Regions from separate parts of the Homo sapiens genome. Here region 1 is linked to region 2. A link is a loop called in an ENCODE intact Hi-C map of the cell type or tissue named here. Cell type or tissue: IMR-90. All regions are shown on one strand. Links, peaks and the distances in the headings refer to the core of each region. The heading gives the core; the rest is flanking DNA. Region 1 holds the start of LUZP2 (leucine zipper protein 2). Region 2 overlaps LINC02718 (long intergenic non-protein coding RNA 2718).

Evidence for each region. Peaks named below come from ENCODE experiments on the same cell type or tissue, not always from the same donor. Only the 100,000 strongest peaks of a DNase experiment are listed, where the experiment ranks them.
Region 1: it touches region 2 in a loop (2.8-fold over the local background); 2 of 110 quality-filtered maps call a loop at or near these places.

What each region holds. Positions count from the first base shown.
Region 1 is chr11:24,486,037-24,502,975 of GRCh38, forward strand. It overlaps LUZP2 (leucine zipper protein 2), which reads left to right and starts at 11,017. Exons shown (of 12, transcript NM_001009909.4): 1 at 11,017-11,269. The coding sequence starts at 11,208. In IMR-90, for the core only: no CTCF peak of the experiment used is centred there; no DNase peak of the experiment used is centred there; H3K4me3 peaks cover 1,424 bases; H3K27ac peaks cover 295 bases.
Region 2 is chr11:23,014,700-23,031,638 of GRCh38, forward strand. The region is part of intron 4 of LINC02718 (long intergenic non-protein coding RNA 2718); the gene reads left to right. The region is part of intron 1 of LOC124902646 (a long non-coding RNA gene); the gene reads left to right. Among named protein-coding and RNA genes, the nearest start is that of CCDC179, 160 kb to the left of the region's middle. In IMR-90, for the core only: a CTCF peak has its summit at 6,792 (motif pointing right); no DNase peak of the experiment used is centred there; H3K27ac peaks cover 225 bases.

The sequences.
Region 1 (16,939 bases), core at 5,536-13,535, 1.5 Mb after region 2:
GTTGCTCTGCTGTTCCTCTTTTCTCAGTTTGGATCAATGTGTTTTTTTTTTGTTGTTGTTGTTGTTGTTCTTTTTTTCCCCTCTACTTTGGAATATTTGCTGTATGTTTTTGCAATTTGTTTTAGTGTTTACTCTAGTGAGTATATTATACATTCACATTTTTCATATTCCGCCTAAGGTTCATGTTTTACAACTGTAACAGAACAAAGATTCTTTCAAGTGTAATTCATTTCATCCCTATTCTTTGTGATACTGCTGTCCTATATTAGTTCTACATATTTAATACCAATAATATAATCTTTCTTTTTTGTCTTTAGAAAAAAGGAAAAAGATGGCCAATATGTACTACTTTTTGAACTCCTTATTTTATTCTAGAAATTTGCATTGTCATGTATCACTCACCTTCAGCCTGAACATTAACTATCATCTGTGCCAGGGCAAATTTGCTGTTAATAAATTCTTTCAGGTTTTATTTATTGGAAAATATCTTTATTTTATCCTTGTTCTTGGAGAATATTTTTGATCAATATAAACTTCTGGAAAAACGGTTTCACATTACTTTAAAGATTTTATTTTCTTGTCTTTTGTACTTCATTGTTTCTGTTGAGAATGTAGTTGCCATGAAAATTGAAAGTCCCTTGTATATAATATACATATTTAAGATTTTCACTGAGATGATGGGGTTTTCTAGAAATACAATCATGTTATCTGCAAAGAGGGACAATTTGACTTCCTCTTTTCCTAATTGAATACACTTTATTTCCTTCTCCTGCCTGATTGCCCTGGCCAGAACTTCCAACATTATGTTGAATAGGAGTGGTGAGAGAGGGCATCCCTGTCTTGTGCCAGTTTTCAAAGGGAATGCTGATAGACAACTTCAGCAAAGTCTCAGGATACAAAATCAATGTGCAAAAATCACAAGCATTCTTTTACACCAATAACAGACAAACAGAGAGCCAAATCATGAGTGAACTCCCATTCACAATTACTTCAAAGAGAATGAAATACCTAGGAATCCAACTTACAAGGGACGTGAAGGACCTCTTCAAGGAGAACTACAAACCACTGCTCAATGAAATAAAAGGATACAAACAAATGGAAGAACATTCCATGCTCATGGGTAGGAAGAATCGATATCATGAAAATGGCCATACTGCCCAAGGTAATTTATAGATTCAATGCCATCCCCATCAAGCTACCAATTACTTTCTTCATAGAATTGGAAAAAACTACTTTAAAGTTCTTCTGGAACCAAAAAATAGCCCACGTTGCCAAGTCAATCCTAAGCCAAAAGAACAAAGCTGGAGGCATCACGCTACCTGACTTCAAACTATACTACAAGGCTACAGTAACCTAAACAGCATGGTACTGGTACCAAAACAGAGATATAGACCAATGGAACAGAACAGAGCCCTCAGAAATAATGCTGCATATCTATAACCATCTGATCTTTGACAAACCTGACAAAAACAAGCAATGGGGAAAGGATTCCCTATTTAATAAATGGTACTGGGAAAACTGACTAGCCATATGTAGAAAGCTGAAACTGGATCCCTTCCTTACACCTTATACAAAAATTAATTCAAGGTGGATTAAAGACTTAAATGTTAGACCTAAAACGATAAAAAACCCTAGAAGAAAACCTAGGCAATACCATTCAGGACATAGGCATGGGCAAGGACTTCCTGTCTAAAACACCAAAAGCAATGGCAACAAAAGCAAAAATTGACAAATGGGATCTAATTAAACGAAAGAGCTTCTCCACAGCAAAAGAAACTACCATCAGAGTGAACAGGCAACCTACAGAATGGGAGAAAATTTTTGCAATCTACTCATCTGACAAAGGGCTAATATCCAGAATCTACAAAGAACTCAAACAAATTTACAGAAAAAAACAGCCCCATCAAAAACTGGGCAAAGGATATGAACAGACACTTCTCAAAAGAAGACATTTATGCAGCCAAAAGACACATGAAAAAATGCTCATCATCACTGGCCATCAGAGAAATGCAAATCAAAACCACAATGAGATAGCATCTCACACCAGTTAGAATGGCAATCATTAAAAAGTCAGGAAACAACAGGTGCTGGAGAGGATGTGGAGAAATAGGAACACTTTTACACTGTTGGTGGCACTGTAAACTAGTTCAACCATTGTGGAAGTCAGTGTGGCAATTCCTCAGGGATCTTCAACTAGAAATACCATTTGACCCAAGAATCTCATTACTGGGTATATACCCAAAGGATTATAAATCATGCTGCTATAAAGACACATGCACACGTATGTTTATTGTGGCACTATTCACAATAGCAAAGACTTGGAACCAACCCAAATGTTGGAAAATGATAGACTGGATTAAGAAAATGTGGCACCATGGAATACTATGCAGCCATAAAAAATGATGAGTTCACGTCCTTTGTAAGGACATGGATGAAGCTGGAAACCATCATTCTCAGCAAACTATCGCAAGGACAAAAACCCGAGCACCGCATGTTCTCACTCATAGGTGGGAATTGAACAATGAAAACACGTGGACACAGGAAGGGGAACATCACACACCAGGACCTGTTGTGGGGTGGGGGGAGGGGGGAGGGATAGCATTAACATGTTAAATGACGAGTTAAGGGGTGCAGCACACCAACATGGCACATGTATACATATGTAACTAAACTGCACATTGTGCACATGTACCCTAAAACTTAAATTAAAAAAAAAAGATTTTCACTTTATCTTGTATTTTCAGCAGTTTGATTGTGATATGTTTAACTTTGAATCTGTTGTGCTCACTCCTGCTTAAGTTTGGTGGAACTTCTTGAAAATGAAAATTTATGTGTTTTAAGCATATTTGGTGTTTTTGTCAATGTTTCTTTGTATAATTTGTAAGTCCTAATCTTTTCTTCTTATCCCCCTGGAAATTCAGACATGTGCTTATTAGACAAATTGATATCATAGTTGATTAAATCCCTATCCATATATTTCCTCAATTATTTTCTTTTTCCTTAAGATAGGATTAGTTACATTTGTGTGCCTTTAACTTCATTCTTCAGTACTCATTCTTCAGTATTCAAGCTGTGCATTTTTAATTTCATATATCGTACTCTCCAGTTCTAGAATTTTCATTTGTTTCTTTTTTTCTAGTTTCAATTTCTCAATGGTCTTTGTCTGCTAATTTAAAACTCCATGTTCCTTTGGGTTCTATTGTCATTAACTGTTTTTTTGTTGATTATGAGTACAATCCATACTTCATGTGTCTAATACTTTGATTGCATGCTTGACATTGTGCTGGCTACACTCTGGAGATTTGAATATACCACTGTCTTTTAATGAATGTTGAATTCTCTTCTGTAGGCAGTTAAAATACTGAAACTTTTTTTGTGTTGTCAGACTTTAAAAATAAATCTTTTCATGGTAAGTCTATATCATTTGTGAGCTTAGTTCTAAGATACAGCTGTTACACTAAAGCATAGCTCTTATTCTAAAAGTCTGCATTATCTCTTTTTAGTCTCAGCCAAATGTTTGAGGTGTTTGCAAAGTGTTCTTGAGGCTACTGTACTCGGGCTAAATGAGAATTACAGTATTTCATAGTAGTGGAAAAACTCTGGTACCGCTACTCTACTCTCAGCCTCACTGCAACCACAGGTTGACCAAACTGTGCCTTTCAGTGTCTTTCTCTCTGTTTGTACAGTACAGTCTTCGGCCAGAGACTCATAGTGAACCCCCGTGCATGTGTTTGTGGGGTTTCTGGAAAGTTTCTTCTTCTCTGTTACATTTTCCCACAAATCCTGGGCACTCTAGCAGTTCAAACTTCAGACTTCTGCCTCCTCAGCTCAGGAAGACTATTGTTTGCTTTGGACTTTACCTTCTAGTACCATGGTAGTCAATAACGGTCCTCTTTAGAAAGCTGGTATGAGCATGAGTTTTTTTCTTTTTTTTTTTTCCCCATGACCCTGTTATTTTTATTCCCGAATTTTTTAAAACAGTCACCATTTTTTTTCAAAATTTTTGTTTATAGAAAGAGGCAGATCTGGTACTAACTGTTTTTATTCATGCTCAGAAACAGAAATTGTATTATTAATTATATTTGGAGCTGAATATAATGGTGGATAAGAGGTGGTCTTTGAAAATCGTATGTATAATGTCAGGTATAGTGAGCAAGAAGAAGCTATGCACTAAAAATTTTGGTTTAGTTGTGGTCCTATAATGATAAATAATTATAGAAGAAGGACTAAATTGGGTCCTAAATTTTTGTGCCAAGAGATTCACTGAGATACAGACAAACATATGTGGCAAAGGGAAGCCTACACTTAATCCCAGAAAATAAAGAGATGTTATTAATTTTAGAAGTTAGGTGGAATTTAACTGATCCAGTGAAAGAATCAGTTGGACAGGTCAGATTCCTTTGTAAATATACTGGAAAATATGAAAATACTAAAAAGGGAAAAAGAAAGGCTGGAAAACACAGGCATAAAAGGATTCACTGAAATTTCAATACCCTGGTGGATTCCCAGTATGATTGTTCTGTGACAGCAGATTTACGATGTATCTCCCTGCCTCTGGACAAAAAGGACAATTTATATGAAATGTCAAGAATACGGCAAATCCATACAGATATTACTATGTTCGTCTCTTTCTTTTTCCAAGTGAATAGACCCAGTCCAAGAATACCTGACACATGGTGATGTTAGCAAAGAAAGAACATGGAACTCTTTCCCCAGCAATATGTATTTAAAAAAAGAGATCCTTTAGCCTATATTTCTTCCTAAAAAATTCCCGTTCCAGAGCTCTTACATAAACTTCTAACCGTTGTGTAAACCAGCAGCATTACTTACAAAGAAGGTGGTAGGGAATTTAATGGGTCAAAGTCATTCAATGGAGATGGCTGAGCTCAAAACACTTAGTGATTGCCCTGTTATTAGCTACCTCCATGAGATCACATTTTTAGATTTCATGTATGAGTTAGCACATGTTATATTTGTCCTTCTGTGCCTGGCTTATTTTACTTAACATAGTGTTCTCCAGTTTCATCTATGTTACAGAAAATGAAAAGATTGTATTCATTTTTATTGCTGAATGTGTGTGTATCACATTTATTTTATGCATTCATCTTTTGATTGACCTTTAGTTTGATTCCATATCTTGGCTATTGTGAACAGTGCAGCAGTAAAATGGAGTTGCAGACATCCCTTCTTTGGGAAGATATGGATGGAAAAAGGGTTGATTAACGTATGTAAAAATACAGTTAAATGGAAGGGATAAGTTAAAGTATTCAACAGTACAATAGAGAAACTATAGTTAACAATAATTTATTTCATGTTTCAAAATAGCTGGAAGAGAAGATCTGGAATCTCCCCAACACAAAGAAATGATAAATGTTTGAGGTGATGGATATCCTAATCATCCTGATTTGATTATTACACATTACATGCTTATATCAAAATACCACATTTATCCCATAAATATGTACAGCTATTATGTATTAATAAAAAATAAAAAATTAAAAAACTGGAAGATATTGTGTTTAACTTTTTCTATTTTTGTATGAAGCACAGTTACTAGTATTAGCCTATATTTCTTTTTTTTCTTTTAGGAGGCAGCTGGCTTTTAAATAATGAATAATTGGCCTTATGAGAAGAAACTTCCTTGTAAATAGTTTAAACTAGCAATGAGCAAACAGTGAATATGAAAAAAGGAAACAAATTTTTAATAAACCATGTAAATTGTCATTTTTTCTGTTCTTATTCTTTAATGCCCAGATCTACAGGTATATGAATAAAATTAATAATTATCCTAGGAAATATATAAATAAGAGTATAATTTTATATACTACCCTTACTATCTTTAGTGCAAAGAAAAGTAAGAAATATTTATAGTGTGGTGGAAAACATAAAAATTTATTTACAATATAATATTATCAGTGCAACTCAAGGCAATCTACCACAGGTCATGAAATTCAGAAAAGAAAGATCTCACCAAGTTTGCGGTGGCAGATGGACTCAATAAATCATTCTAGAAAGAAGTGATGTCCTTGATGAGTCTTAAATGATTAAAGTAAATATCTGAGTACACTAAGACAATACTTCATAAAGAAGGAATAACATGAAAAATTATAAAGTCTCATTAAGGGAAACTTCCATTAATGTATTTACAGTGCAACATGAAAGTTAAACAGAGAAAAAAAGGAGGCATGTATTGGTTTTCTTATTTGAGAGTAATTTTCTAGGAGATTTAAGATTATAACGATATTTGCAGTTTAGATAGATTATACAAGGGGAATAGTTTTGAGGAAAATCCATCTTAAAGTAAAAAGTACACTCCGAATCAAGAGATGGTTACCTCTAATTAAAGCCCAGATGACAGGTGTCATATAGAGGTGGGACAATTGTTATAAATAAATACTTAGGAAGTGAAATCTCTAGGGCTTGGTGATTGACTATATGTGGGAGAAGGTGGAGGTAAAAGCAATAGACAACTCTCAGGTTTAAACTTGGGTGACTGAGTTGATGGAAGTATAAGGAGATATACCGAAGAAGGGTCAGACAGAGGAAGAATGAGTAAGTGTTCAATGTGATTGAATTTGACTTTGAGGTATTCATATAGAACCCAGGTAAAGTCTCAGCGAGGAAGTCTAGGCTGGGGTAAATTTTAAGATCCATACCATAGTGAAGATTGTAAAAACCATAAAAAATAATAAGTTCAACTTGGGAAGAAAATATAGAATTTTAAAAGAGGAGGATCAAGGATGAAACACTAGGGGACATGAGAGTTTAGAATATGAGGGCAGAAAACAGAACAGAAATAAGAAAAAATGTATTACTGTGTGAAGAATGAAATAAGAGGGGCATTAAATTGTGGAAACATAACCTTTCTAACAAATATTGCTAGGAGAACTTGATACCCACATGCAAACAATGGAGCTGAGCCCCTCCTTCACAAATACACAAAAGTTGGATTCACAGACCTATCTTTAAGATCTAAAACAATAAAAATCTTAGAAGAAAACAAAGGCATACATATTCATAACCTAGTGTGAGGCAAAGCTGTCTTAGATACAACCTCAGGAGTATAATCATAACATTCAAAGTAGGTGAATTGAACTTTATCAAAATTAAAAATATTTGTGGTGCAAATGACACCAACAGGAAAGTGAAAAGAAAATCCATGGATTAGGAAACATTTGCAAATCACATATCTAAGGGGGATTTGTACCCATTATATAGACAGAACTCTTACTAGGCAAAAATAAAACTCAAAAATTAATTGAAAAAATAATTTAATAAATGTATCTTCAAAAATGTGTATGAATAGCTAGTACGCACATGAAAATATGTTGATAGTGATTATCAGATAAATGCCTATAAAAATGAGATAAGACTTCACATCAGCTAAGATGGCTATAATAATAAAAGGATAGATAAATAATTGCAACTAACAAGTTTAAGGTTGTAAAGAAATCGATACCTTCATATATTACTAATGAAAATGTAAAATGGTGCAGCTATCTTGAACAAGAGTTTGGCAGTTTCTCAAAATGTTAAATGTAGAGTTACCATATGATCCAGGAATTCCACTTCTAGGTATATATCCAAGAGAACTGAAAACAGATGTTCACACAGAAACTTTTATGTGAATGATCATAGCAGAGTTTTTCATAATAGCGAAAGTATGAAAACAACCATAATATCCATTAACTGATGGATGGATAAACAAAATGTGGTATACCCTTACAATGGAATATTATTCAGCAATAAAAAGAAATTAAGTAACGATATATGCTATAATACAGATGAACTTTAAAACATGAATGTGAAAGAGAGTAGTTATATGAAACCAGATACAGTATGATTTAATTTATATGAAATGTCAAGATTTGGGTCAATCCATAAAGAGAGAAATTAGATTGGTGTCTGTGGGGGTTCAGGAGAAGGGATAAAGTGGGGACCAGTGAGTGATTACTCGTAGGTACAGGATTTCTTCTGGGCATGATGAAAATGTTCTGGAATTATATAACGATGATGATTTCATAATCTTATGGATGTGTATAAAAGCACTAAATTACACACTTTAAAATGGTGAAGTTCTTAGTACCTGAATTAAATCTCAATAAAGCTGTTTTTAAAACAGCTTCTATATCTCCTAATCCTAGCACTTTATAGAGACTCAGCACAACTGCTTGGGTTTTCTTGATGTTCTTTTTCAGACTTGGGTACAGTTACCACAAACAATGCTTGCTGACTCCAGTGTTAGGACTCAGCATAGGATAAGTAGTTTAAGATAAGTGAATTGCTATCTGTACTAATGTATCTTTAAAATTCATCTACCAATTCTCCAAAGCCACAAAATTTATTCTGAATTTAGGTTTTTATGTGACAATGTGGACAGAATGTCATGGGTGATGGAGATTCCTGGTTTTGTAATTTTCCTAGAAGAAAAGACTTCTGCTGAGAGACACATCTGTACTTGAATTCAAAATAATACTTCAATTCTCTACATCTGTGGGAGTTTCCAGAATCTTACTTATACCTTTCAAGATGTACTCCCCTACTATGTTGCTCTCATGCCCTTCCAAGTTAGATGTCTTTTGGAGAGATTTTTTTTTTTTTCTTTTTGGCTTGCAGTAAATGCACAAAGGCCAACAAACTTTGTGGTTCTTTATAGATATCCAATATAGATACAGTGTAAAGAAAGTTCATTCTGACTTTTTTATTCATTGATATTAGATAATTTGGTTGTTGTTTTATGTTATATGTCTAGTTGAAAGTAAAAAAAACTTAGGTTGGGGAAAGTTTTTTCTTACATGTGTATAATGTTTTTCTCTCAAATAAGCATACATTTTGAAGTAATGCAGACTGAATTTGAATGCCATCGCCACTATATAAGTCTCTGAGTGACCTTGAGCAAGTTACTTAACTACTCTGAAACTGTCACCTTAACTGGAAAAGAGAAAAATACTAGAAATAACTACCACATTTGGTTTCTATGATTAGGACGTAAGATAATGGATGCAAAGTTGTTATATAAAAAATGTATTCTACAAATATGAGTGTTATTTCCTGGTGCACACATTAAAAAAATTGCCAAGTAGCCTTATGTCTTTGTTGAGTATACAACTCAAGTAATCTCCTTCAAAGTGAGCAGGGAATCTATGTTAGAAAACCCTGGCAGGAGCAAACCAGAGTTTTTATTTTACTTGGAATCAGAGTTCTGTTTTAGAAAAGTGTGGTGTCGTTTTTTTCTCTTAAATGATATGCAATTCACATGTTAGTTTATTTGTATATGCCTACTTATTAGGCATATACAAGATCGATAATGTTGTGGATCTTATTATTATTGCCCAAGGGGCTAATATTCACTTTTCAAAACTTATTACTCATCTAGTTCAGCAGCTCAAGATTTTGAAGCAAATCTGTTTTACATACATGTCTTAACCTTCAATCCCATTTAAAAAAAATAGTAAATTAGATGGTTAACCTTTTAGATTTGCATCCTCTTTAAAATAAAGCTTTACAGCAAATGCATTTTTCCTACAAATGTCTTCGAAAATGAGATTGAAGAGGATGTATCATCTAAATTTTTCTGTAAAGAGCTTGCCCCCGAAATAATTGGAACATGAACTGAAACCTCTAGATAGGAATTCCTGGACACAGCTGTCCATTATCTTTCGGGACTTTGGTGCACCTCACCCTTTACTGAACACAACTTTGTGTCAAACACTGGGCTAGGAGTGCTAGTTGTGATGTTTGAGGCAACAGTGGAATTTTTCTTAGGACTTAGTAGAACCAGTTCTTTTTTTTAATATGCATAGTCAGATTTTGATGATATTCAGTCTGCTCATATCTATAATAGTGATATTAACGTCTATTTCACTAGGATGGCTCTTGTGAAGATTAAATTAAATACTGTATGAAGAAGTGCCTTATACACAGTTATATAACCAGGATAATATCCAGATGGAATTCTCATTCTCTCTCTCTCTCTCTCTCTCACTCTCACTCACACACACACACACACACACACACACACACACACACATGCAATATCATCTTATAAATATCCTAGAATTGAATATCTCAGTAGCAGAGATAGTAGTTCTGTTTCTCAGAATTGCTTTTGCAAAATGGTGTTTTGGATTATAATTGTGCTATTTAATTTTTCTAATTAAAATTTCTAAATAGAGCCTATTAAATATTGGATGCTTATGATAGAACATTTGAAAATATAGAAAACCAAATGACCTACAAAACCTCTACCTTCCAGTACCATCATTCCGAGCTGATTACTGTTAACATTTTAATGGTTTTTGTCCGCTAGGTCTCCTTGATGAGTTTCACCTGAGGAAAAGGACTCCTTCAGGTGTGTGAACTTGAGCCACCAGGTCCAACCCCATTGGCAGGTGCTGGTACAGACGACTGAAATCAGAGGAAGATCAGAAATCTTCAAAACCCAGAGCAGCAGATGTCTTAACGGTCCCGAAACGTTCTTTGGTTCTTTGCAGTCAACATTCACGGGTTAAGAAGATTGCAATGCCATGACGGGCTGAGGTTGCATTTCTGGACGCTGCTTACTCCCGCTTCCTTCCATCTGTTTCAGGCAAATCATTATGCAGTTCTAATTAGAACAATCTTCTAAACACTCTCTCCAGAGCGACGTTCTTCCAAACACGGTTTAAGCGGCGAGAGACACCTGCCTAGGACCCTACGCGTCTGGAAGTCTCTCCCAGTGAATTGGGTCTCATCTCCTGCCGAGTACGCAAGTTCAATTATCGGCAGATTAGGTTTCTACTCTCCGTGCCCCGCCCCGCGCCATCCTGGGGAGCAGCGGGAATAAATGATCCGCCCCTGGCCAGTGCTCACCCGACTGACCAGAGCGCAGCCCGGTGACCGAAGCGCACGGGGCGATCGCGAGGCGCCCCCTCCCTCTCCCCGCGCCGCCTCCAGCGCGAGTGACGGCGCGCCCTCCGGGCTCCGGAGCGGCGGCGCCGAACAATCCCCGGCAGGGCTCGCCTCGCCGGTGACATCACTCCTGAAGATACTCCTCGCTCCCAGCGCCTGCCTTCCCCAGGCGTCCGTTCGTGTGCCCGTCTCCGCCTTTCCGCCTCGGAAGAGCGCTCATCACTGGCTGGGGACAGAGCCGGGCACCAAGGAGCGACAGGATCCCGAAGAGAGAGAGAGAAGGCAGCGAGGGAAGGAGGACCCCGGCAGGCAGCAGCATGAAATTCAGCCCAGCGCACTACCTGCTGCCTCTCCTGCCTGCGCTGGTCCTCAGCACCAGGTGAGTCCAGGAGCGTGAGTGACCTGAGGCCAGGGGCGCTGCCGGGGCGAGGTTGGTCCTACTGTGGGTCACCAGTGGGGGCCAAGGCACTTCAGCTGTTTGCATCTCCCGCCTAAGCAAGAGGGACGCTGTATGGTTTGGGCTCTGAAATCCTTCTGAGAGAGCAGAGCCCTTTCCTAGTTATCCCAGCCCCCTGGAGAAAGTCTTAGGATTGCTCTCAGTGAGGGATCAAAAGCTTTCTCTTCCGAAGGAGAGAAAAGACATTTTACCCTCCGGTCCTATTAGTAGCCAAAAGGTAACACGCGGTAAAAGAACAAAATAAAGAACGGAAATAGGCAAGGAGGGAATTGCCACCAGGCAGTGTCTTTACATTGGAGTTGTCTTAATAACCATAGAGCTTCTCCCTTCCCCCAAGTGTGCCTGATTTAAGGAAGAGGAAACCAGAGAAAACAGATTAATCCTGGAAGATGCTAAGACTTGTACAAAAGTTCCTGGACTCCTGAAATGGCATGTTTCAACGTCTTGGATAAGCTTAGTGATAGGCGTTTTCTTTTGACTGTCTTGTGAACAGGTCTAATTAAAGAGCACAGAAGGCGATTAAAAGTTAGAAGACACTCTCAGAGTGCTGATGCAGAGACCCTAGTCAGAAACAATTAAGTACTGTACTCCATCACTGGCCATGGATGGGACTTTAAGCCCCATTACAGAGGAGCTATTTTTGGTGGAGATTTAAAATGCAGAGATTGAGAAGAGTTTTGTGACTCCCCACTGTTGATCAAGTCCCAAAGTTGTGATGGGTTTGCTTTTTTCTTCCACAAGCGCAGCACAAAGGTGGACTGTTTAGTTGCCCAGGACTGTCTTTATTCTGCATGCCCTTAGCATCATATTGGCAGCAACCTCTTTCCCTTGGCTACTATAAAATAAAATAACCCACACAGGATGAAGATCCTTTCAAGTCTACGTGAATAGAAACATTATTTGATTGTGCATCTGATGGCAAATAAAGTAGGGATATAGGGTTGTTTCTAATTCTGAAATGGAAAAGGATGAAGAAAACTTACTCTGTCTTACAAATCAAGGCTGTAAAATTCTTGATTCCGTTCCTAATCTACACACCTTCTTTCAGGCCTGTGTAACCAAACTTTCCTTTTAGTGTAGAGACTATTTCATTTACCCTCAATAATTGATAAATTTAGTCTTTCCTTGCAAACAAAGCCCAGGTGACTTTCCCAGATTAAAATGAAATGTAAGTTTGATTCTTCATTTTCTGTAAGGTTTGCTTGTCACTTCAGCTCATAAAGTGCAGATGGTTTTAAAGAAAACCAGTTTGCTTCCCAGTATTATAATTAGTTGCTCTAAATACAGAGCCCATTTTAATATTTGTGGTTAGCTCTCAACAGTTCAATACAAATTATGCATCACAGTTATTCTTTAAATTCTTGCCATTCACTCTTATGTTGTGATTTAGTCTTCTAGAGAAAGGAAATTTTCTAACTTTGGACACTTAAGTAGATGACAGTCAACACATGCATAAATAATAGGAAATATTTAAACAATAGAAATCCAGCCCACAGTGATTTTAGACTGTGAACATCTCTAGAGTTCCAAAAGTACATTTGCTTTTTAAGGATACTATAATTAAATTGAATGAAAAAGCTCTATAGTCTCTAGCGTCCAAAGATTTAATGTTCGATATCTAATACAGGGTCAAAAAGCCATTATCTTTTCCTTTCATGAAAGTGTTGATTTTGATAGGGATAAATTTCTTTAAAAATAGTTAACACACTTATTACAACAAAAACTGGAATAATCATCTATTTCACTTTAGCTTTGAAACTTCTGCAATGCTTGTGGTATGTGAAAACTATGGTTATTAAATTTTACCAGAAGAGAATGCTGGGCTTGAAAAAGATGAAATATTTATAATAAGTAGCATATCTTATTAATGTGATTACTCTGTAGGAATTCATTTTACTGGATACCCAGAATACCCTGTGATATTGAACAAATATGAAAAGCAATGCGGTACTATCAGTGTCATTTTGCAAAGAAGAGAATATGTTTTAAAGATCTCTAACAGAAGGCCATTCTGTGTATAATATTTAACAGTTCTTATAGGCACATGGTTATTGTGCAGATTAGAACCTAAACTGAGCAGCTTTGAAAGGACAGTTGTGTTAGTAGGGATGAGCTTATTGTCCTGCTGGGAAAAGCTGAGTAGCTCAGCCATGGCCACCTGGGACAGTGGGTTTTCTGGCCAAAGACTTCTGTTAACTTAGTTTCTTAGTCAGTAGTCCTGTATGTGAAGCAAATGGTATTTCACATGTTTAGATCACGCTGGATGCATTAGCAGGTGGTGGTAATTGCTAGTTTTTCCTATAGCCTTTGGGTAATCTCACCTGTCTTTTATTGTCAAACTCTTTCCAAAGTGTAGGGAATGCAGAGCGGAGACTCTTAATGCAAATATATATATATATTTGTTTCATTATATCTTTCTCTGAGTGCATTGCCTTAATACTTTGCTATTTTATTTCCAATAGGTCTGAAGTTCAGTTCTATTTTAAAGTAATCTGTTCAGTGAAACAAATGCTGCAGGTGAAAAGGTAGTCTTTTGACTGTGTTGTGAACAGGTCTAATGGTATCTAGCCCACAGCGACTATCCTGTCTTTTAAACAGAAATTTTTGAATAGAAAACAATCCTGCCTTTTAAATAGACATTTTTGAATAGCTTTCTCTTTTTGCTTGTTCCTCCTTCTCACCTTTTCTGAAGCAACTTTAGATGCTGAAGCACAAAATCCCATAATTTAATCACAGTGAACATCAATGGCCCCCAATCAGAGTTAATGTATTTGTCCTGAAAGAAAGCTAAATGTTCAATTTACACAAAAGCCAAGCATTTTTCTCTGTTTTACTGGTAAACCCCATAGAGTTTTAAAAAACGAACAAAGAAAAAGAGCTGTTTAATGTCCTGGCATATGGTCTCTCCTGCTTAGAAAATGCATATAAATTACCAAAAAAAATCAAGTTAATGATATGAATAATGTAACTAATACAGAAACTCATTTAAACTGTACACAAATAAATGTGATCAAAGAAAGCAAACATGTTGGTTTAATAGCTTTGGAGTAGAATGACTATACTTTTAAGATAGCCTTGTTGTATAGTATTAAATTGCTATTCCAAGGTAGGCAGTAATTCACTTCAGAAAGAAGCAGTATAGGTATTGAAAGTAATGGTAGGGTGAAAAATTCTTTAGAAGTTCTTGGTGAAAAGGGACCCATGGAGTGCTGGAGAAGGCTCATGCTTTATTCTGCTGAACCTCTGTTCCTTTACGCTGTGGTTATACTCTTGATGCCTTTGGATTGTTAACTTTTAAATGACTTAATAAGGAGAGAGACATGGCAGGGGAGGAGTGAAGGTCTATTGACTTCTGGTGGTTTTCCATGAAGCAAGAACTTTGAGCAGATGGTCGGTTATAGTCCTCCCAACAGGAGTCACCTTAGAGGTCTCTCCTGGACTGTCTGATCAGCAGTCACACTACATGTTTATTTTGGAATCTATTTTTAGATGATACTATATATTGAAGATGCCCCGGGCTATTTGTTCCGTGAATTAAACTAACCTCAAGATCAACTTGATTTGTAGAATAAAGGACAAGAATCACAATAAACACAATGAGAACACACAAAAAATATTTTTACCCAAATAAATTTGATGCAAGAAGCAGTCTCACCTTAACTCTCCTGAAATATTTTGAGGCAACATGGGTTTGCTTCCTAAGTCCTGTGCACAGTGTCTGCCACACATGACATTTTACAGGATGCTACCTACGTTCCTTTATTTGTGATAAAAATTGTACCTTCCATGTAAATGAGATAGAGGTATGGCTTTCTTAAGAAGATATTAACACACAAATATTTTGACTTCTTACATTGCAGTTTTGCACCTTAGTCACCTATTTCCAATAGCAGTTTTTAAAATGACTTATCTGGTGATTATCTTTGTGGATTAAATTTTCTCTGTGATTAATGATAGGGACATCTCAAATATTTGATTTGTCTGTACAGTTGTCCTTAACCAAACTCCATGTAATTGAAAGGAAGAACTTGACCTTCTAACTAAGAAGCAAAGATCACTGAAACCAATGAGGAATGCGTGGTTCTAATGAAATAATGTTTTCTGGTGTGTGTTATAAGAAACTATGTGTGCGGCTGTTTCTCAGTGACTTCTAGAAGATTTGCTAAAATCCCTTTTACAAATGGTGCTAAATCATTTAAGTAACCTGATTAAACAGGTACTGTTTAAAATTATGGTTCCTTTTCTGAGAAATCCAAAAAGACTCTCTGAACTTGTCTTCATCCCTGTAGACATGTCTTTGATGTTTCATTATCATGCAGTAAGAATGTGCCTGCTATCAGTCAGTTATTACATGCACCATCAGGGCAATAAAACAATAGATTAGTTATGTATATCCATAATCTAGTCATACATACAAATAATGATATATAAAACAAAATTGGGTAAATAACAACAAAATTTTACACAAATTTCTAAGTGTGAATGAAGCAAAGAGTTAATAATGCCAATTAAGTGGTGTCTGGGGCAACTTCTACTTTCCAAGGATATTGAAAAGAAAAATATTTTGTGATCAACCTCAATATCCTGCCACACTTACTATATGTTATTAGGTAAACTTCTTATCCTCTCTATCCAGTTTTCTGATGTAGAACACAGACCTCCCCATAACACCTACTTGAGAAGGTAACAGCCTTCAATTGTAAGGACTGAATGAGTTCATCCGTGGAAACAGTTTAGCATATTCCCTAAGTACTCAACAAAGGTTAGCCTGTACAGTTATTATGGTATTATTAATATTATTTTTATAAAATCTTTGTGATTGATTTGGCCATAGCAGAAAAAAGAAAAAATATAGATACAAATCAATTAGGTGACATGAAATTAACAAGAAGCATAGTCATCATCCAAAAGAAAAGAATGATTGGTAGAGAAGAGAGGAAGTCAGAGGTATAATGGGGGTTATTTGGTTATTAGGCTAGTTTTTTTCCAAAGTATTTTGTTTGTTTGTTTGTTTGTTTTTGAGATGGAGTCTTGCTCTGTTGCCAGGCTGAAGTGTAGTGGTGCCATCTCGGCTCCCTGCAATCTCTGCCTCCTGGGTTTAAGCAATTCTCTGCCTCAGCCTCCTGAGTACCTGAGATTACAGGCGCCTGCCACCATGCCCGGCTGATTTTTTCGTATTTTTAGTGAAGATGGGGCTTCACCATCTTGGCCAGACTGGTCTTGAACCCATGACCTCATGATCCACCCGCCTCTCGACCTGCCAAAGTGCTGGGATTACAGGCATGAGCCACCGTGCCCAGCCCCTCCAAAGTGTTTTTGATGGTGCTGTACACTTTGGTGAACACCATGAAAATCTGGAATATTTAACTTAATGACTTAGAATGAGATTTAGCATAAAAGTGAATATTTGTCTGTTTGTATACCTAATTAAAATGTAATTGCTATAAATTTTGATATGAAATCAAAGCTGTGAGTACAAGTGTCAAGGAATAAAAGTGGAAGTTTTCAAACTATATAGGTAGGGTAGACTTGAAAGTTTTTATGACTTTATTTTCTACTTCTTCATTGATTTCATCATTTACCAGCAACATT
Region 2 (16,939 bases), core at 3,707-11,706:
TTCTTTCTAAATTTTATTTTTTAATAGATAAAGGCTAAACATGGTACTATAAACTATCAGCCTACTTACATATTCTTATCTTATATGCAAAGTTTAAAATCTTATTAAGATCTGATACCAAGAACTGAAACAAACCTACATGGTAAATACCAAAATCAATAATAAATTTATGCTCCTTAAACATCTCTCTGACTTCTACTCTTTATAAAAGATAAATAACTTGGTAGTGGAAAATATTTTATGGGCTATCATTCAGTAGAGATTATTCTCACTTCTCTTTGTCAGTTCTTTTGAATAACAACTTTAAGGAGAAATTCAGGAGCAAATACACCTATATATCTATTTATATATTATACATGTATGATATATTAATGTATATATCACTTATATGTCATATATGATAAACATGATAAATTTATATATCTATATGTAAATGTACATATCTCTTATAACATATTTATAAATAATAATGGCAAATCTTTTACAGAGAAAGAAATTACTTAATGTTATGAGGCTCAATAATGAGATTCCTTGAAGCTTTTAAATGTTTCTTCCTAGGTAAATCCTAAGCAGATCCCTCACGTCTAAACTTGGTGCTCCCTATTGTACCTTTTCAAAGTCACCTGTACTGTTTTTTTTTTTTGATAGAAATAACCACACATGAGCCTTAAAGGCCCATACTGATAGTAATTATGTACTTACTTGCTTGATTATGAATTAATAGCTGTAATTCTCACTAGATTATGATTTCCAAGTGAGGCAAAGTCTTATATTTTTCCCTACTGAATCTGTTACCCACACAACAGGTGGGTTCCATCCCTTGACAGGTGACAGTCCAATGACCACAACCAAGGAGGATTTAACAAGGGGACTTTATTATTTGCAACAAGCAAGGAGGACAGCAGCGAAAGTTCCCCAAGCAGTGCCTCCATGAACAGTGCTGAAAGCAGTGCTTTTATTGGGCTGCTTAACTGAGTCATTGCACGTAGAGGTGGAGTAAAGGCAGCACAGGTGCAGCTGTTGTGCTGAACCCTCATCATTAACCTCAGTAGGGAAGGCACCATGTTCAAGGGGCCAAAGCACAGACCCGGAGCCAGCAAACAAGACATAGGGTTTCATTAGGGGCTTATATACAGGGTAGAAAGTCCAGTGGTGGCGGGCTGGGCAGGAGAACTATAACTGCTTGCAAATATCATGCAGTTTATATACCTCTTTTACATAATACCCTCCCCTTAGCAATCTTCACCTGGCAACCTTTATTTAATCCCAAACTCAGGGCCTCAATCCCCTGCATGGCCCATGTTCCATGGGATGGGCCAGGAGCTCAGATGTTCCTCACAGACAAGGAACACATTTCCAGGGTCTCCACTCCTGGGTTTTCTAGCTCAAAACACACATGCAGGTGCATCTGCCATACAGGGACATTCTAAGGGTATGCTTCAGTTATTGCCATCAGGTACATTTACCCTAAAGTTGCTAATCATGCTTCTACACATGTGGCATGTATAGAAAAATGGTGAATAAGTTCCTCTGTGGGTGAAGATTTTAGGATGGTAATGAGGGGAGTTTGGCAAAGTTCATCTCCAACTCAGGCATCTCTGGATCCAACCAGTTTTTTATTTTCTGGGGCTGAGCTTCTTCCTGAAAGTTTTTGGGAACAAGAACCCCAAGGTACAGCAGTTACAAGTGGTTATTTTCACAGTGTGTATCCCAAAACTCGGGGATTCTGGCTTACAAATCACCCCTGAGACATTCCACTCCTCATTCTTGAGGGGTTACTGACAGAGGTCATTCTTCTGTGTCTACTTCATGCTGACCAGGGGCATCGATTCCCTTAAATTTAGAGGAGTAAACTCTCTGGCTGAGTTTAAGTAAGTTTTTGGGTCCCCTGGGTGAGTGAGGTTAAAGCTAAAGAGGTAGATATCAGACTTGCGTTCGTTATCTTCTTGATCTGAACATGCTTGACACTTTTTCTATTCTTCTGGGCAATTTAAACAAATGAGGCTGATTCTCTTGGTGACACTGCTCTTATGGGTGAGGTCCACACAAACCATAGAACATGAAGGGCCCATTTGGACAGCTATAGGCTTGGGTGAGATTTTGGATCTCCATCCCACCACTGTGATGTTAATGTCTCCCCACAAAGGAAAGGCAGCAGCCACCGTCTCCAGGTCTAGGGATACCTGTGGCATATCCAGCATTTGGACAGATTGTTCCCACTGGAAGTTTACTATTGCCTTGGCCTCCCAGAGACCACTGGCCATGGGAACTAAAAGGGCTAAATAGCATAAAGGAAAGAGAGTTCATTTTTACTTATCTGGACCTTTTCTTCTGAAAACCAATTTGAGGTCCATGAGAGCTTCACAAGTATATTGGAGGGAGGGTAACCTGGGGGCTTCTTGACTTTCTTCACTCTTGAATCATGATGGACCCAACAGGTTACTCCCTGGAGTTTAAGGGGAGAATGAGTGCTTAGAAGCTTTAGGTAGGTCCCTGTCCATACAGGGTAAAGCTGGTCCTGGTGGGGCTTGGTCTTGTATATCTTAAGGTATACCCTGTCTCCTGGGTTGTATGGGTGAAGGTTTACCCCAGGGGGGACTGGGAGGCTGTGATTGCCATAATGATTTATAGAGGGTACTGCTGACTCTAGATAAGTGATATGCTTTATTGTCCTTTCTATCTCTGTATCTGGGCAAAAAAGGGGGCTTGCCTTGCCTGGATAAGGCCTTCCATATAATATTTCAAAGGGGCTAAACCCCATTTTACCTCCGAGTACTGCCCATATGTGGGCCAGGGCTATGGTAAATATCTTTAACCAATTCTCTTGGGCCTCCTGGCATAAATTGCCTAGGATACCCTTGAGAGTTCTATTGGCTTTTGCAGTTTTCCCTGAAGACTGTGGTCCCAGGCTGCATGGAACTTCCGCTGTATGCCCAAGGCATGGGAAGTTTTTGTCACTATGTTAAAAACAAATGCAAGTGCATTATCAGTCTGGACTGAACAGGGAAACTGAATCAAGGGATAATTTCATTTAATCAAGCCTTTATGACTTCTCCTGCCTTCATAGTCCAGCATGGAAAAACCTCTGTCCAACAGATAAAGATATCTATAAGTACCAGGAAGTGTTTAAATCCTCCAGGAGCCATAGGCATAACAATGAACTCAATTGGCCAGTCTTCCCCTGGCATGGTTCCACTGAATTGTACCATCTTGGCCAAAGTGGATATGGGAGGTCTGGTTTGAGCATGTTTTTCTGAAAAAAGACACACTGGTCAGCCACTTTATAATTTTCTTTACCCTTGAAGTCCTTATTATCCTAAAGAGCCAGGTGTGCATAGCCTCCTTGCTATAGTGTGAGGAAATATGGGTATGCTTTACAATAGCTCAACTTAGATTTTTGGGCACCCATATCTTACCTCTTTAAATTTGAGCCCACCCCACTGAGAGGGAACTCTGTTATCCCTCTTGCTTGGTTTCCTATAATTCCCCAGGGGAGCACCTTGGCTTATATTCATAAAAAGGTACCAAAGGAAGCAAGAACATTTGGCAGACTTCCCCTCCCCACCAGCACAGCCCTTTTGGCCGTGGTATCTGCCAGGTTGTTCTCCTGTATTATTTCATAGACCCTCCTGGTCACCTTGGCAAAGGACTACAGCAATCATTCTGGGCATTTCCACGGCCCAAAGCAGTGCCAATATTTCTGTTCCATATTGGATTTCCTTGTTTTTGGCATTTAGAAGAAGTCCCTTTTCCTTCCAGGTTGCTCCACAGGCATGGAGAACAGAGAACACATAGCTCACGTATCTGTAAAGTGTCAATGCCTCGGTCTTTCCTAACATTAAGGCTCAGGTTAATGCTATTATCTCAGCCTTTTTGGTGGAGGTTCCTATGGGGAGGCTGTAGTCTTTGATGGTTTCCCATGGGGAGACAACCACGTAACCTGCCTTTCTTTTGCCTCTTTCCATGAAGCCACTGCCATCTACAAACATACATTTTCCAAATTTGGAAGAGGTTCACTCTACAAATCGTTTCTTCCAGAGTATAGTTCTTCTATGGTGGTAGAGCAGTAATGGATTTGGGAATCCTGGATAATGGGCATTGGGATGGCACAGATAAGGATTGGCATGTACACATGCAGTTGTTGGAGGTGTCTACCAACAAGGCCTGATATATTGCAGCATTCTGCAGCTTGTTAACCAATAACTCTCTTAGACTCCAGTACACTTGTCATGTGGTGGGGGATCTGAATAGTCAATTCTTGATTCTGTAATCTTCTCAGCTTCCTGGATAAGCATACAAATGGCAGCCACTGCCCCATGCAAGGGGAGACAACCTCTTGCCACACTATCACATTATTTAGTAAGTTGTGCAGCACCCTTTTCATGGGTCCTAGCATCTGGGTCAGCATTCCAAGAGCTATTCTCTGTCGTTCATGGATGTAGATGTCAAAAGGCTCAGTTATGTTGGGGAGCTGTAGGGCCAGAGTCTCCAGTAACAGCTTTTGAAGCTTCTGGAAAGCCTGATCAAATTTCCCATCCCATTCAAAAAGGTGGGTGTGGCCAGGCGCAGTGGCTCACGTCTGTAATCCCAGCACTTTGGGAGGCTGAGGTGGGCAGGTTGCCTGAGACCAGGAGTTTGAGACCAGCTTGGGCAATGCAGTGTAACCGTCTCTACTAAAATTACAAAAATTAACCAGGCATGGTGGCACATGCCTGCAATCCCAGTTACTTGGAGGCTGAGGCAGGAGAATCTCTTGAACCCAGGAGATAGAGGTTGCAGTGAGATTATGCCACTGTACTCCAGCCTGGGTGACAGAGCGAGACTGTCTCAAAAAAAAAAAAAAAAAAAAAAAAAGAGGTAGTTGTTGGCCCTTGTCATAAAGTAGCTTTGCTGTAAGCCAAAAATTTGGGGTCCAGATGTGACAGAATTCCACTGTACCCAAGAATCCATGCAATTCTATATGGTTCCTAGGAAGGACCAGGTGGTAAACAGCATTTTCTGGTCATAGGGAAGTTTGCACTGGCCCTGAGGGATAACATACTCTAAATACTGGACAGTCTCCTTTGAAATCTGGACTTTTCTTCTGACACTTTACAGTCCCTTTCTGCTAGAAAGTTCAGGACTGGATGGATAGTTTTACCAGAATCTTCTTTAATGGGGCTGGCTATGAGGATATCATCCACATATTGCAAGACGATGCCCCACTATGTCTTCAAGTCTCATAGAGCTCAGCTTAGGGCCCCCCAAAATGTTTGGGGAGTTCCTGAAGTCTGGAGAAGTACCATCCAGCATTACTTCTCTGAAACATTTTAGGATCCTCTCATTCAAAGGCAAATAATTCCTGAGAGTCATGGCTTAGAGGCACATAAAAGAAGGCATCTTTCAGAGCTAGCACACTAAAGTATTTGCTGTCCCCTGAGAGACTGGCTAGCAATATATAAGTGTTAGGCTCTATGGGGTAAATGTCCTGAGCAGCACTGTTAACCATCTCTCTTTTTTCTGGGTTCTTAACAGTGGGGTATTACATGGGAAGTGACCAGGCCTGATAAGCCCTTGGAGTAAGAGACTCTCTAACACAGGCTGTATTCCCTGCAGTGCTTCAGGTTTTAGAGGATATTTTCCTACTCTTGGTGTCGGGCTGTTTGGTTTTAACTGTATCCTTATAAGTTCTACTGTGACAGTCCTTATTTGGCCCTGTGACCATACTTCAGGGTTGACTTGTGCTAGAATATCACCTAGGGTTTCTCCTGGAGGATCAAGATCTTCATGAAGAAGGGCCAGGAAGGCAGCTCTTTGAGCTCTTGGCACCTCTACTTCTAACTGGACTTGGTTGAGGCAGACAATGGCTTCAAGTTTTGTCAGTATGTCCTTCCCTAGGGGATGAGCCACTGAGGGGCATACAGGGAAGAGGGGTCAGGGTCTTTGAATCACAGTCAGAGCCTCCAGAAACTGCTCACTGTCTCCCTTTCCTGACATCCCCTTAATATTACACACTCTGAGTACCCTTTCTGCTAGCCAGTGTAGAGAATGTGGCTCACGTATTGAGCAGAATCTCAAATCGGCTGTCCCCCTACTTCTAAGGAGATAGAGATCTTATATTGAGGAGCCAGTTGGGGAGGTCCTGGGTCCTGCCAGTCTTCTTTTGTTGTTGAGAGCTTGTCCCTAGCCTTCTCTCTTTGGAGACAGCTGGGTCCTTCTCCCAGTGTCCCACTAATTTGAAATAGGCACACTGATCAGGTCCTAGTTTCTTGGTGGCCCAAGACTGATCCCACGTTATGGCCTGGGATCAGTCACCCAAGCTGGCTCCCTTCTTCCTTCTGGGTTGTCTGGAATGGACTGAGGTGCAACTACCAGAAAGCTGCTTCTTTCTTCGTCTTCTTTTCTGCCTTCTCCAACCACATCTCTGTTATTGAAACCTTGAAGGTCATCTCTACTAACTGGGGAGGGGATAATGTCAGGGCCTATGGCCAATTTCTGAATCTTTCTGTGGGTATCTGGAGCAATCTGAGATATAAACAGGTGCTAAGGACCACCTGACTTCCCTGTGCCTCAGGGTCCCAGGAGATATAGTCCTGCAGGCACTCTCCCAGCCATTCTAGAAATGCTGAGGGGTTCTAGGTCCCTGATGAACATCCCTAAGCTTACTCCAATTAACAGGAGGTTCGCTAACTTCTTTCATTCCTTTCAATAATATGTTCAGGTCATTTTCCAAGTTCTCCCTCCCTATTCTGGTACTGGGGTCCCAATGTGGTTCTCCATTCGGAACCAATTGCTCTTCTGGTCACTAGATGGGGCTATTGGGCTGGTTATTAGGCTGCCTGCCAGCTTTTGCCCCAGCCTCAGCTAAAACTGTGGATATTTCCTCAGTAGTTAAAAAGGTGGTCACCAAGGTCTGAGCATCAGCCCAGGTCAGGTTGTGAGTGGAAAAGATGCCTCCTATAAGGGAAATAAATTCCTCAGGTTAGCCTGAAAGCCTTTCATACGTATTTCACAATTACAGTTCTCAGAGGTGGTAAAAGGCACATGTACTTGGATTAAATGCACATCCCCATCCAAAACCTGCCTGAGGGGAAACATCCCACCTCCCAGTTTGTAAAAGCTCCCACTCCGGGATTGTGCTATCTGGAAGAGGAGCCCCTGACACATTAGTTGGGGAGGCCCCTGATATTTTAGTTGGAGTTTATCTGCCAAGTCAGGTGGTTACGTGGGAGGAGACATCCCCGATAATCTGTTGGAATGACAACCTCCTTCTCTCTGTTCTCTTCTTTCCTGGCTTTCATGGGGTGGAGGGAGGTTTTCTCATCCACAGGGCTCTCTAGGATTGGTAGCAGCTTCTCCAGTGGCTTAGCTGGAGATCCAGGTGGTCCAACCTTGAGAGTACAAAGTCCGCACTTTATCTATAGGTCCCTGTTCTGGTAAAGGGCCATAAAACATTGGACACAGGGTATCTCATCCCATTTCTCTTGCCTCTTATGGAAAATATCCAGCTGAAGAATGCTATGGTAATTAAGTGACCTGTCCCTCTGCCATTGTTCCTGGCTACCTAGGACACATTGTGGCCAGGCTGTGTTACAAAAGAAAATCATCTTCTTTTTAGTTATTGGAGAATACCCAAAAATCTTCTAGTGTTGGATAATGCACCCTAAAAGGCTTTATCTGAATACCCCAAAATCTTCTAGTGTTTAGAGGATAAACCCTAATGGGCTTTGCTCTGATACGGAGGTCAGGTTCCCCATACCCTAAAGTTCTTATTTAGGGTTCGATTCTAGCTTCTCAAAGTTTACATAGCAGGTTAACAGTTATACAGATGTGCAATGACTGATTTTTCCTCTCAAAATGTAACAGGCCCCTCTAACACACATAATAAAAGTAAGTCAATGTGTGAGGGTGACCTGGCAGATCCCAAGCACAGCCCCGTGTGCTTCCTGCAAAATCCCACCATGCTGCCCAGTGACCCTCCTGGGCATCAGGCATAGTAGCTTCCCCTTCTTTTAAAAGCTGATACCTGAAGAGAACATACCCAGGTGAATCAGGAATGTATCAGTGTGAGCCCCTTCTCCTAAGCTGAAGTTTTCCCAGTCTAGCTGTCAAAGTCGAGGGCTTCCAGCCTCCACAGGTCCCTTTCTACTTTGGAAGATGCATCCCCTCTGATGACCTTAAACCTATCTCTGGAAAAATTGATCTCACAGTTCATTTCACTGTTGGCTAGCCAGGTCTAGATTGCTGTTTACTGTGATGGGAGTTTCTTTCAATCCCCCAGGGCACAAACCAGAAAAAGAAAGAAAGTCAAACAGAGGTACACTGCCCTTACTCTAGAGATCCCGTTGCTAGATCCAAAGAATTCACTCTTTTAGTCAGCCCATGGTGTAAAGTCCACTTACTGCCCTGAAGGATCACAGAACAAAAAGGTTCAGGCAGCCACTTGTACTCTTTTGGGGTAGGCCCAAGTGACAGCCTGGTGGGCTTGTCACCATGTGAAAGATCCTCCTGTATCATACCCACCCCTTTCAGGCAATGTGAGCGAGTTAGCCTGGGTGAGCTGCCGCTACCCACTGCTTCACCTATTGGGAGGCTTTGAGGAGTTAGGATCAGAACCAGGGTCTTGAGCCCATCTGAGTCACCAGGATTGTTACTCACACAATAGGTGGGCTTTATCACTTGAGGGTTGACAGTCCAATGACCAAGGTGGATTTAGCTAGGGGATTTTATTACTTGCAACAAGTAAAGAGAACACTGAGGATAGTTCCCAAGGCAGTGGCTCCAAAACATCATTGAAAACAGCTTTTATTGAGTTGTTTAGCTGAGTCATTTTATGTAGAGAGGGAGTAAAGACAGTGCAGTCTCAGTCGCTGATCATGCAGAAGCATGTATAGAAAATGACAAATAAGCTCCTCCTGGGGTGGGGATTTTAGTATGGTAATGAGGGGAGTTCAGCAAAATTCACCTCCAACTCAGGCATCTCTGGATCCAAACAGTTTTTGTTTTTCTGGGGCAGAGCTTCTTCCCGGAACTTTTTTGAAATAAGAGCTCAAGGTACAATAGTTATAAGTGGGTCCCTTTTCACAGTGCATACCCAAAAATCTGGAGACCCTGGGTTACAAACCCCTGGTACTTGGGAGGATGTGTCCAGTAAAAGCAACACCAACAGAATAATAAATCACTCTGATCCAAATGATGCATCCACAGATTGCTGTGGAATTCAGCCACTCACATGTTCCTTTATCCTAAATTTTTCAGTAAGAGCCTAGTCAATATATGTTTGTGTACTATTTGAAATTTAATAAATTAGGGCAGATTATGGTTGAAAGTTTGAAACCTCTTCCTGTTTCCTCTCTCATTGGCAACCGGCCCATTATACATGTGCAAATTCGGAGGCAAAGACATATCAATTCTTTCCATGACCTGAAGTAAAAAGACCAATTGACACATCCAGGAGGATTGGTTATGTTATAGAAAGAATAAAAAAGTATACATTTGTTCATGTAATCTCTTTATAAAGTCATTAGAATGAAATATTAAAATGAAAATACTTATTACTAAAAATAAGTTTATCTACCTATCTATGCATAGATATATATGTCAGCTGAATGATAACTTGAGGCTTTGAATTATTGGGTTGCTGCAAAAGTAATTTCAGTTTTCACCATTAAAAGTAATTACTTTTAATGTACTTTGCATATTTGGGAGGCATAAATTTGCCTCTAAATTTGCACATTTATAATGGGCTGATGTCCATGAGAGGGGAAACAGGAAGATGTTTCAAACTTTCAGCCATAATCTGCCCTAATTTATTAAATTTTCAATACTACACAAACATATATTGACTAGGCTTTTACTGAAAAATTTAGGAGAAAGGAACATCTGAGTGGCTGAATTAAAAATAATTACTTTTAATGGCAAAAGCTGCAATTGCTTTTGCACCAACCTAATATTACTGCAATTTAAACAAACCTTGGAAGATGCTCTTTGCTAATTAACCAGCATGCAAATTTATGACCTGACAAACCACATTTCACTACTGGCTAATTTTATCTTCTCATTCAATCTGTTTAAAAAAAGAGCAATTTTTATAAAGCACTATTTTTTAATAAAAATTATTAAGTCCTAATCTAATTCTTTGAGAAAATAATTGAGTGAGAGAATTAAGTTTGATGTAGGTGCTCAAGTTAAGGGTTTAATGATTGTCTATTTACTGAAAAAAAGTCAGCAAATACTAAGAAACTATACAAAACCGAGAAATAGTCACAAAAATATGGTAAAATAACTAGATAGACTAGATAATAAATTACAACCTACATTTCCTACACACGTTCTTTCATTTTACAATGTAGCCACATTAAACATATACAAACTCCCAAATTGCCTTACTGTAGGATCAGTTTATACATGTCTGTAATCCAAAATAACAAAAATAACAATACAGCACACTATGTCCCTCTCTTGAAAATTCACAGTACACACTGGTACATTAAATCTACTAAAAAAATCTCTGTAAATATTGTAAAATATTTACTGAGTATTGGCTGATTTCAATGAGCTCATCACATCATTTCTGTGTATCATTAACATTCGACTATTTCATGAAATATGCTTTGGGAAATACTTCTCTAAGTAACGATTTTTATTCAGTTAGATAACATGTTTATTGAGCATCAGTATGTGCAAGAATGAGAGAATCATGGCCTCTGCCTTTCTAAACTTTTTTTAGGGGAGCGGGGAGACAGAGAATAAATAAATTATTAGGTGAAAGAATTAAGTTTGATGTAGGTGCTCTGAAGAAATTTAACAGGGAAATATATCAACAAATATTGAGAAGGGAAAGCGCTCTCTGAGGAGAGCGACATTGGAGTATTAGCTGTTAAAGAGAGAGACAGGGTACAGGCCATGCAGAGCCTTACAGCCCCACAGTGAATGTTTTGTTTATTTTGTTGGGATGGAACAAAGGGTTTTAAGCATCACGATAAAGAAATCTGGTTTATATTTGTGAAGCATATTCTGACTGCTTGCTATGGGGAGAATTGAAGGAAGAGAAACAAGAATAGAAAAAGGGAAGCTGAACATTATTGAAATTGTTGATTGAGATATGAGAATGGTACAAGCCAGAGTGGTGACAGTAGAGAGGGATAAGAATGAACAAATCAAAATGCATTTTGGAGGTAAAGCTGCTAACAGGATTTGCTAGGGGATTTCATGTGGGGACTGATGGAATAAGGAGAATCAAGTATGACTCCTTAAATTTCTGGATTTGAATCGTTGGATGAATAGTGATATCATTTACTGTATTAATGAAAAGTGGAAGAGGAATAGATTCGGTGAGAAAAAGTCAATTCTTTTTAATGTTACATTCAAGATGGTTTTTAGACAGCCAAGTGGAGATGTCAAGTAAATAGTAGATGATTCAAACTACAGAGAAAATGTTTGACTTGGTTATACATTTCTAAGTTATTAGCACATAACATATAACACCAATGATCTAAGAAACTCATATAGTGTCAGACATCTTTCTGGGTTATTTGATGCTATGGGATTTGTGCCTTTCAATGTCTTTGAGCTACTTTACAACTACGAATGTAATAGATAACTAATAGCAATAAAAATAATTCTTGTCTAGAGATATGCAAATTAATTTTGTCAGATGGAAAGACAATTGAGTCTCTCATGCTCCAAATCAGTTTTGTATAAATTTCTACATACTGATCCTCCTATTACCAAATAGTCTTTTATCTTTTTCATCCTCTTTGAAATAATCTTGCTTATTTAATGGTTTGATAATGTTCTTCCTGCTTCATCTAACTAGAAAGTGAGGTCTAGAAAGTCAGAGTCATTACTTGTGTTTAGTTCACTATTACAAACCAAGCAGATAAAAATGCCTGATATTAAAATAAAGTCTCAATAAACCTTTTTAAGTATAATCTAATGATGGCATTTTTATTGCCTCTTGGAAAACAATCTTCAAAGAAAAAGAAGAGAGCAAGAACGTAGTTTGGTTGTTATGCACATGGACCTGGCTCTGCCCCTGACAATACATGTGACTTTCTGCAAGATACTTAACATCTCTGTACCTTAGTTTTCTCATTCATACAATAAGGATAATAATTATACTCACCTCATAAGATTGTTATGAGAATTAAAAGTTGCAGTTTTTAAGTGCCTAGGAAAGTTCTTTTTATCTAGTAAGTACTATATGTGTTTGTTGGATAAATAACAACAGAGTGGAAAACTCAAATTATATTTCAATGTTTTATGTATCTTTCCTTTCCAGTTTCAGTTCTTCCCTACTTGACAAGTTCTTTCAATGAAGTATACAGTTGGGTAAAAGTACTTAGTCAATTTCTTTTATTTTAAATTTCCTGTTTCTTTATGCTCACACCTGTCATTACTCAAGGCAATTTTTAGGTGCAGTGTCTGGAGAGAGAGGAATGCATCCTTCATTTTGTAAGATATGTATGGTTTCAATTATTTATAATGTTTATTAATCAGCCAACATTCCTTAGGTAGCTAGAACTCACATTTAATATTTTGTAGATGGAGTATTTTACTTATTTATTTATTTATTTTAACTGAGGGAAGTTTTATTTTCAGGATTTTATTACATCTTGTCATTCTCTGAAGAGTAGCTTAAATTCTTTCTCTGCACATGACATTTTTCTAAAGAATTTTGCACTGGAGGAACTTAGATTTTGTACTATTGTGAATATCCTTGTCAAATCCTTTTTCATGACATTTCAGGTCTTGGAAAGCAGTGTTCAAAAACATATCAAACATTTGAGAAGATGTTGACATCCTTAAGTGATTCAAAACAACTTCCTCCTGTTTTTCCATAGTTACATTATCTCTTCTAGGTTTAAAAAAAAGTAGCCTAGAGCGGGCTCTGGGCAAAAGAGTTAAGTTCAAAACCTCAGCCTCCCTTTTAAAATTCTTCAAATTTTGTCCCTTCTCTATCTTTTAAAAATCATCTTGATTACATTTTTCATGCAACTGGTTTTTTTTTTTTCAGTTTTATTGACTTACCAAGCTTTTTTTTTTTACAATACTGATTTTTTTTTTCTTGCCTCTGGCTTTTTGCTCAAGCTGTTTCCTCTGCCTAGAATGTTCTTTTCCCCCATATAAACCCAATACAAATATTTCTGAATCCCACTCAAATTTCACACTCTCCAAGATGCCTGCCGAGATACAACCAAGAATTTTATATGCCTCTCTTTCTTCTCTATATCATGTTTGTAACTCTATCAAGTTTTCACCATTTGCCTTAAACCAAAATTTCTCCATTTATTTCTCTGTGATTATTTATTTAATTGAGTGCTCCTGGCCTCAATTTATTTTTTTAGTTATTCTGGACTACAGGCTGCTGTAGAATGTGTTCCCAAGGTGAGTTTTTGATACATACATGCCTGCTAAACATAATCATTCTTTTATTATTATTATTATTATACTTTAAGTTTTAGGGTACATGTGCACAATGTCTAGGTTAGTTACATATGTATACATGTGCCATGCTGGTGTGCTGCACCCACTAACTCGTCATCTAGCATTAGGTATATCTCCCAATGCTATCCCTCCCCCCTCCCCCCACCCCACAACAGTCCCCAGAGTGTGATGTTCCCCTTCCTGTGTCCATGTGTTCTCGTTGTTCAATTTCCACCTATGAGTGAGAATATGCGGTGTTTGGTTTTTTGTTCTTGCGATAGTTTACTGAGAATGATGATCTCCAGTTTCATCCATGTCCCTACAAAGGACATGAACTCATCATTTTTATGGCTGCATAGTATTCCATGGTGTATATGTGCCACATTTTCTTAATCCAGTCTATCATTGTTGGACATTTGAGTTGGTTCCAAGTCTTTGCTATTGTGAATAATGCCGCAATAAACATATGTGTGCATGTGTCTTTATAACAGCATGATTTATAGTCCTTTGGGTATATACCCAGTAATGGGATGGCTGGGTCAAATAGTATTTCTAGTTCTAGATCCCTGAGGAATCGCCACACTGACTTCCACAATGGTTGAATTAGTTTACAGTCCCACCAACAGTGTAAAAGTGTCCCTATGTCTCCACATCCTCTCCAGCACCTGTTCTTTCCTGATTTTTTAATGATTGCCATTCTAACTGGTGTGAAATGGTATCTCATTGCGGTTTTGATTTGCATTTCTCTGATGGCCAGTGATGGTGAGCATTTTTTCATGTGTTTTTTGGCTGCATAAATGTCTTCTTTTGAGAAGTGTCTGTTCATATCCTTTGCCCACTTTTTCATGGGGTTGTTTGTTTTTTTCTTGTAAATTTGTTTGAGTTCATTGTAGATTCTGGATATTAGCCCTTTGTCAGATGAGTAGGTTGCGAAAATTTTCTCCCATTTTGTAGGCTGCCTGTTCACTCTGATGGTAGTTTCTTTTGCTGTGCAGAAGCTCTTTAGTTTAATTAGATCCCATTTGTCAATTTTGTCTTTTGTTGCCATTGCTTTTGGTGTTTTAGACGTGAAGTCCTTGCCCATGCCTATGTCCTGAATGGTAATGCCTAGGTTTTCTTCTAGGGTTTTTATGGTTTTAGGTCTAAAGTTTAAGTCTTTAATCCATCTTGAATTAATTTTTGTATAAGATATAAGGAAGGGATCCAGTTTCAGCTTTCTACATATGGCTAGCCAGTTTTCCTAGCACCATTTATTAAATAGGGAATCGTTTCGTAATTTCTTGTTTTTCTCAGGTTTGTTAAAGATCAGATAGTTGTAGATATGCGGCATTATTTCTGAGGGCTCTGTTCTATTCCCTTGATCTATATCTCTGTTTTGGTACCAGTACCATGCTGTTTTGGTTACTGTAGCCTTGTAGTATAGTTTGAAGTCAGGTAGTTTGATGCCTCCAGCTTTGTTCTTTTGGCTCAGGATTGACTTGGTGATGCGGGCTCTTTTTTGGTTCCATATGAACTTTAAAGTAGTTTTTTCCAATACTGTGAAGAAAGTCATTGGTAGCTTGATGGGGATGGCATTGAATCTATAAATTACCTTGGGCAGTATGGCCATTTTCATGATATTGACTCTTCCTACCCATGAGCATGGAATGTTCTTCCATTTGTTTATATCCTCTTTTAATTCCTTGAGCAGTGGTTTGTAGTTCTCCTTGAAGAGGTCCTTCACATCCCTTGTAAGTTGGATTCCTAGGTATTTTATTCTCTTTGAAGCAATTGTGAATGGGAGTTCACTCATGATTTGGCTCTCTGTTTGTCTGTTGTTGGTGTATAAGAATGCTTGTGATTTTTGTACATTGTTTTCGTATCCTGAGACTTTGCTGAAGTTGCTTATCAGCTTAAGGAGATTTTGGGCTGAGACAGTGGGGTTTTCTAGAGATACAAACATGTCATCTGCAAACAGGGACAATTTGACTTCCTCTTTTCCGAATTGAATACCTTTTATTTCCTTCTCCTGCCTAATTGCCCTGGCCAGAACTTCCAACACTATGTTGAATAGGAGTGGTGGGAGAGGGCATCCCTGTCTTGTGCCAGTTTTCAAAGGGAATGCTTCCAGTTTTTGCCCATTCCATATGATATTGGCTGTGAGTTTGTCATAGATAGATAGCTCTTATTATTTTGAGATACGTCCCATCAATACCTAATTTATTGAGAGTTTTTAGCATGAGGGGTTGTTGAAATTTGTCAAAGGCCTTTTCTGCATCTATTGAGATAATCGTGGTTTTTGTCTTTGGCTCTGTTTATATGCTGGATTACATTTATTGATTTGCACATATTGAACCAGCTGTGCATCCCAGGGATGAAGCCCACTTGATCATGGTGGATAAGCTTTTTGATGTGCTGCTGGATTCAGTTTGCCAGTATTTTATTAAGGATTTTTGCATCAATGTTCATCAAGGATATTGTTCTAAAATTCTCTTTTTTGGTTGTGTCTCTGCCTGGCTTTGGTATCAGGATGATGCTGTCCTCATAAAATGAGTTAGGGAGGATTCCGTCTTTTTCTATTGATTGGAATAGTTTCAGAAGGAATGGTACCAGTTCCTCCTTGTACCTCTGGTAGAATTCGGCTGTGAATGCATCTGGTCCTGGACTCTTTTTGGTTGGTAAGCTATTGATTATTGCCACAATTTCAGAGCCTCTTATTGGTCTATTCAGAGATTCAAGTTCTTCCTGGTTTAGTCTTGGGAGAGTGTATGTGTTGAGGAATTTATCCATTTCTTCTAGATTTTCAAGTTTATTTGCGTAGAGGTGTTTGTAGTATTCTCTGATGGTAGTTTGTATTTCTGTGGGATTGGTGGTGATATCCCCTTTATCATTTTTTATTGTGTCTATTTGATTCTTCTCTTTTTTTCTTTATTAGTCTTGCTAGAGGTCTATCAATTTTGTTGATCCTTTCAAAAAACCAGCTCCTGGATTCGTTAATTTTTTGAAGTGTTTTTTCTGTCTCTATTTCCTTCAGTTCTGCTCTGATTTTAGTTACTTCTTGCCTTCTGCTAGCTTTTGGATGTGTTTGCTCTTGCTTTTCTAGTTCTTTTAATTGTGATGTTAGGGTGTCAATTTTGGATCTTTCCTGCTTTCTCTTGTGGGCATTTAGTGCTATAAATTTCCCTGTACACACTGCTTTGAATGGGTCCCAGAGATTCTGGTATGTTGTGTCTTTGTTCTCTTTGGTTTCAAATAACATCTTTATTTCTGCCTTCATTTTGTTATGTACCCAGTAGTCATTCAGGAGCAGGTTGTTCAGTTTCCATGTAGTTGAGTGGTTTTGAGTGATATTCTTAATCCTGAGTTCTAATTTGATTGCACTGTGGTCTGAGAGATAGTTTGTTATAATTTTTGTTCTTTTACATTTGCTGAGGAGAGCTTTACTTCCAAGTATGTGGTCAATTTTGGAATAGGTGTGGTGTGGTGCTGAAAAAAATGTATATTCTGTTGATTTGGGGTGGAGAGTTCTGTAGATGTCTATTAGGTCTGCTTA